2 separate regions of the Homo sapiens genome follow, and region 2 is linked to region 1. A link is a contact called in ENCODE Hi-C or POLR2A ChIA-PET data. All regions are on one chromosome and are shown on one strand. Each heading gives the region's core, a stretch centred on a gene start or an enhancer-like site at or near the end of the contact. The rest is flanking DNA. Distances are from core to core; before and after follow the strand shown. Region 1 overlaps AMBRA1 (autophagy and beclin 1 regulator 1). Region 2 holds the start of AGBL2 (AGBL carboxypeptidase 2).

What was found. A loop is a pair of places that touch in the nucleus more often than their neighbours do. ChIA-PET counts read pairs that join two places held with the same protein, here RNA polymerase II (POLR2A).
Region 2: a map with no recorded cell type shows a loop between it and region 1 (9-fold over the local background). The contact joins the promoter of AGBL2 here to the enhancer-like site in region 1. A Hi-C loop is called at or near these places in 1 of 37 single-sample maps with no recorded cell type. POLR2A ChIA-PET finds 5 or more read pairs at or near these places in 1 of 52 experiments (A673).

The regions. Positions count from the first base shown.
Region 1 is chr11:46,522,816-46,525,929 of GRCh38, forward strand. All of the region lies in intron 7 of AMBRA1 (autophagy and beclin 1 regulator 1), which reads right to left. Among named protein-coding and RNA genes, the nearest start is that of AMBRA1, 70 kb to the right of the region's middle. Within about 2 kb of position 1,521, at least 2 of the 41 ENCODE cell types and tissues checked have a DNase peak (open chromatin) inside an H3K27ac peak, as active enhancers do.
Region 2 is chr11:47,713,925-47,717,038 of GRCh38, forward strand. AGBL2 (AGBL carboxypeptidase 2) reads right to left here and starts at 1,445. Exons shown (of 19, transcript NM_024783.4): 1 at 1,251-1,445; 2 at 694-826; 3 at 360-423. The coding sequence starts at 726. FNBP4 (formin binding protein 4) reads right to left here. Exons shown (of 17, transcript NM_015308.5): 17 at 2,570-3,114. RefSeq lists an enhancer at 1,123-1,182.

The DNA.
Region 1 (3,114 bases), core at 271-2,770:
CACATCCACATTTCTGACCTGAAACTTTAAAAACCCTTGACCAAGGCCATTCATTAAGAAGTGACAGGTCCTTCACCCTGGTATACTGCAAACACTATATAATAGGAAGTAAAATCTTAGGACGAATATCAGAAAGGCAAAGCGAGTTAGTACGTGAAGCCTCAAGAGAATGAGGGAAAAGCAAAGCACAGTGTGCTGGGGTGTTTATTAACCAGAGGCAAGGAGGCCAATTTCCCAGCTCATATCTGTCCATGGAATGAGGTTTCTAGAATCTGCAGAAATATGAGGGCAGAGACTACAGCTGGGACCCCAAACAATCCACTGTTAGCCCTTGAGCTAACACAAAGCTCAGAGTACAATCACTTTTCTTATATCCAAGGTTCATTCTGAACTGCTTCTCTTAGTGACATTTGATTTCACTGATTCGCCTCTGGGGATGTACTACTTGCCCTTTCACCCTGATCTTGACTTCAGCAACCACCCTGATTCCTTTTGGACTCAACATTTGACTCTACTGAAATAATTTCTCCACCATTTCCCTCTGTCTAGACAACATGAAATTGTCATAAACGACACCTAAAGTACAATTAGTAGAGAAACTGCAATTTCCACTCTCCTCCCCCGTTCCCAAAAAGATTCGCACATTAACGTCCTCCAGCATGTCAATCAATACTACCCTGAGGAGGATTAACTCTGTAGAGTCTGGAAGCCATTCAATTCCCTGCTTGCTAAAAATTATGCATTTTCCCCCTGTACTATAATCAGAAGATGTAAATTGCCTTCTTTTTATTAGCACTAATGGCTATAATCTCAGAGTTCTGAATGCCTGCTAAATCGATACCTGTGTAAAAAGTCCCACAAACACCGCTTTACCCAGATGCGCTTTATTTAGAAAAATCAGAGACAAAAGACAAAAGATAAGACAGAAGAGGAGAGAAGCAATGAGAGAAAGGCGTGACACAAGACCACCAGAACCAGGCAGTACTATTAACTATCATAAGAAGATGGTTTGAACCCACTGACAGTTCCTTGTGAGATGTCATAGTTTTATTCATTTATTTATTTATTTTGAGATAGAGTTTCGCTCTTGTTGCCCAGGCTGGAGTGCAATGGCATGATCTAGGCTCACCGCAACCTTCACCTCCTGGGTTCAAGCAATTCTCCTGCCTCAGCGTCCCACGTAGCTGGGATTACAGGGATGCACCACCATGCCCAGCTAATTTTGTATTTTTAGTAGAGACAGGGTTTCACTATGCTGGCCAGGCTGGTCTCGAACTCCTGACCTCGGGTGATCCGCCCACCTCGGCCTCCCAAAGTGCTGGGATTACAGGTGTGAGCCACCGCACCCGGCCTAATGTCATATTTTTAAAAACCAGCAAGATCAAAGGACAACAAATCATGAAATAATTTACCAGTGCTTTTCAAGGGGAGTGGAATGCCCCCCAGAAATGTGGCAATGTCTGCTGACATTTTTGGTTTTTGCTTCTGGGTGCCAGAGCACCACCAGTATGTGACAGGTGAAGGCCAGGAATGGTGCCAAACATCCTACAATGCACAGGACAGCCTCCCATGGTGAGGAATTATCCAGCCCCAAATGTCAATAGTGCTGCTGTTATAAAACCTTTTGATATATCTTAATGGTCTGAGACTAACCAAGAAAACTCTGAGTAACTAAAATATGAGGCAATTTAGTGTTTGAGCCTTAGAATCAGACAGACTGCAGTTTAAATTCCATCTTGTGTCACCCACTGGCTGTGAGACCTTGGGCAAGTTCATTATCCTCTGCTTCCACATTTGAGGGGAAATCTCTTATTTCACATGGTTATTATGATTAAGAACCTGTGTCAAGCACAGTAGCCAGTACAGTCTAATAAACAGCCATTACTATTTTTTTCTTCCTTAGATTACAGCTCCCAAAATATCTGCAGGGAATATGATGCCCTCTGTCCACTCAAGTCACTATGCCTAAAAAGGTACTTTGTCAGAAAGAAAGACATGTTGAAGAAGGGTGAATACTATAAAGGTATAAACAGGGGTACCTGAGCCGTGAGAATCACATGCACCCCATCCACGTAAACCAACAAGAACAGTCAGGTATCCATCTACCAATCTATGTGTTGGTCCATCCAACCGGTGATTCAAACAAATACTGAGTGCCTTCTGTTAGTTATATATATCAGTACTATATAAAATACAGATGTGGGCTGGGCATGATGTCTCATGCCTGTAATCCCAGCACTTTGGGAGGCTGAGGCAAGAGGATACCTTGAGCCCAGGAGTTCGAGACCAGCTCGGGCAACCATAGGGAGACCTCATCTCTACAAGAAATTTAAAAATTATCTGGGCATGGTGGCACATGCCTATAGTCTCAGCTACTTGGGAGGCTGAGGCAAGAGGATTCCTTGGGCCATGGACGTTGAGGCTGCAGTGAGCTGAGATCATACCACTGCATTCCAGCCTGGGCAACCGATTGAAACCCTGTTTCAAAAATAAATAAATAAATAGGCCAGGCGCGGTGGCTCACACCACACTTTGGGAGGTCAAGGCGGGTGGATCACCTGAGGTCAGGAGTTCAAGACCAGCTTAGCCATGGCCAAAGTGGCAAAACCCTGTCTCTACTAAAAATACAAAAACTTAGATGTGTCAAGTCTGGGCGCGGTGGCTCATGCCTGTAATCCCAGTACTTCGGAAGGCCAAGGCAGGTAGATCAAGATCACTTGAGGTCAGGAGTTCGAGACCAGCCTGACCAACACGGTGAAACCCTGTCCCTATTAAAAATACAAAAATTAGCTGGGAGTGGTAGCACGTGCCTGTAGTCCCAGCTACTCTGGTGGCTGAGGCAGAAGAATCATTTGAATCCGGGAGGCGGAAGTTGCAGTGACCCGAGATCGTGCCACTGCACTCCAGCCTGGGCAACAGAGCAAGACTCCGTCTCAAAAAAAAAAAAATTAGCCAGCATGGTGGCAGGTGCCTATAATCCCAGCTACTTGTGAGGCTGAGGCAGGAGAACTGCTTGAACCCAGAAGATGGAGGTTGCAGTGAGCAGAGATCACGCCATTGCACTCCAGCCTGGGTGACAGAGCGAGACTCTGTCTCAAAAAAGAAATAGGCTAG
Region 2 (3,114 bases), core at 195-2,694, 1.2 Mb after region 1:
AAGAACAGCCGTGACACTTCTGAAGAACAAGGTGGGAAGACATGTCTTTCCAGATAAAGACTATTTTAATGCCATATAGTAATTAAGAGACAGTGATACTGGTAAAGGATAGCCAAACAGACCAATGGAATAGAGAGCCCAGAAACAGACCTTTGTATTAAGTGATGCTGTCTACTTGACAGAGGTGACCCGCAGATCAATGGGGAAAGGAAGTACTTTTCACTAATGGTAGAGGAAAAAGTATTTATTTGTCAATGCAAATTATTTATTAGTCTACCCAAGTGCAACCCTCCCAGCTAACGAAGCAATTTTCCTCTTGAGTCCAGGAAAGGTGATACTAGATAAGAACATGGTATTACCTTTAAAGTAGCCATAATATTGGAGGTGACGGTACATAAAGTCTTCATAAGGATCAGGAATAGTCTGTGAAAGGAAAGGCCACTTCAATCAAGATAATGTTTTCAAACCATAATAGACTCAACAAAAAGTACATGAGCGTTGTTGCATAGGACTAGACTAAACCAAGCGAGCTGCATTCCATGCGAATTATTCTATCGTGGGGATCAAGATCTCCAGCTGAGAAAAGATGCCACCAGAACATCCCTTCTCATCTAGTAGCAGATTTCTGTGGAGTTCCCGAAGAAATGGAGTTCCCCGAAGAAATTTCTGTGGCTTTCCGTGTTGTGTACCGACCTGCTTTAGGTGCGTTTCCAAAGCTGGGAACATGTTACTTCTGGATGGTAGGCTGAAAACTAGTCAGTGACATTAGCATCCAGTCGCAAACCCTGCCCAATTTCCAAATAGGCAGCTGATTACACAAGAGAAGCTACAAAGCCACAAGAGGACAAGTGAAAAAACTGCCAATACCTCCCCGGGCGCCCCCCAGCTCCCTCTTGACTTCAGAAAACCCTGCCAACCCAGCTTCTCCTCAGCTAAACAAGGTGGTCACGCCGAGGCCAGAGGTGCATCTGAGACAGGGAGGGCAGCGTATCTTCCCGCTTCTTCTTCCCAAGGTGCTGGCCCCATGCTTCCCTTTCCCTGAGAAAGGAGATGCTCGCCACAGGAAAGTGAAAGAAATGGGTATGGGAGCACGCGACGAAGTCGTCTCGGTAGGTGCCGATGGAAAAAGGTCAGGGGGTTGGGAAAGTGGGCCCTAAAGATTGAATTTAGGGTTCAGAGGAACCTGGTCTGGGGCAGGTGGTGAGGGGGTTTCCTAAGGGTAGGAGCGGGGAAGGAGAGCAGAAACTTCCCAGGAGGGCAGAGCGATGGATGCGACCGCCTTCGCGCCCCGGCCCGTCCCAAGCAGCACGGATGGCTGCGGCAGAGAAGCTCCAGCGAGGCAGGCGGCCACCGCACTTAAGTACAGAGGCCAAGCAGTGTGCGGGCAAGGGGACAAACTCGCTGCACCCGCCCGCCACCGCCTTCTGTGAGGGCCCGGGTAGTCTAGCAACCGAAAGCAGGAAGCGGAGAAAGGGCGGGGCGGTCGGGCGCTTCCGGGGAGCTAGGCCTCGCCCCCAAGGAGGGAGCGGGGACCCCGGGAAGGTCTGCAACATGTATGGCGGGCAGCGGCTTTCTTCCCCTCATACATCACAGCCCCAGCCTCGGAATCGAAACCGCATTGATGAGTACGATGCCAGTAGCCTTCAACATACTTCCAAGCTGGTTTGCTGTTGGCTTTAGATAACTGTTATGCATAATTTGCTCTAAGAGAGCTGCTGCTTCTCTCCTTTCACCTTAACATTCTCTCCACTGCACAGCTAGAAAGGAAAAATTACCTTCTACACTGCAAATCTTAAGAAACAGAGCTAACAAATTCAAATCACACATTTTGATTAGGTTTAAAAAAATCAATTATATGCATAGAAATTTACTCCAGGCCAGGCGCGGTGGCTCTCGCCTGTAATCCCAGAACTTTGGGAGGTCGAGAGTTGGAGACTAGCCTGACCAACATGGAAAAACCCCATCTCTACTAAAAATACAAAATTAGCTGGGTGTGGTGGCGCATGCCTGTAATCCCAGCTACTCGGGAGGCTGAGGCAGGAGAATCACTTGAACCTGGGAGGCGGAGGTTGCGGTGAGCCGAGATCGTGCCATTGCACTCCAGCCTGAGCAACAAGAGCGAAATTCTGTCTCCAGAAAAAAAAAAAACAAAAAACCAACAACAAAAAAATAAATATACTACAATAAAATTCAAACACGTGTCTTTGGTTAACTATATATGAATATAACCGTATCTGTTACTTTTATCAGTGGGGGGAAAAAAGCTATAAAGCACCTTTTTTTCTGAAATGTTAACCATATTACATCATTGCCAGGAATTAAGTAGGTAAAATATTATCTAATATGGCTATTAACCAATCTAGATATTATAGATAATATTAGACCCCAAAACTTTGATCACACAGCACCATCTGGGACTAGAAGCCTGTTTGTCTAAACTGGCCCCACCACTCCCCATTAAAGATCTCCTGCTCATTTTCTTGAAAGCTGTTGTTAAATGTTTGCACCTTGCATTGTATATGCTTAGAAAAAAAAACAAGTCCTGGTTACATAATCAGAATAACAGGAGTTGACGAGCAAAAGGATAACCCATCAGGATTATAAAAAAAGCTTTATTAGTGCATATATACAAATTTACAAGGTCAGAAACTGGAGAAATACAAAGAGCTTTAAAACACAATTTGCCGTTTCCTCAGTTTAAAGTGACTTTTACCTGATTGTGATACAACAGAAAGTACAGAACAGTAAACTGCTTTTTAAATACTGGAATTTTATGGAGAATACATTCACATAAAGAAAGGAGGTGAATTTTGTTTTGGAACAGGGTTAAGACAATGGAGACATTAATACATAGAGTGTCTTGTTGTATTTACTGCCACATACTTGAGGGGAAATTCTCAAAATCAAGGATATGAACACCTGCTGCTGCCTGTATGCCACCTAGTGTGCGAAACGACCGAGCTACCAGTTCTAGAACTTATGAGAACTACTCTAAAGAGTGTGGCCATCTATCAGCACGAGGTAAACCACTTAGACCTCAGCACTTCAGGGGTGGCCGACTAGAGAAAAGAGGCCAGAAAAAGCTTCAGACAATTCCAGTCAAGCAAGGTAGAA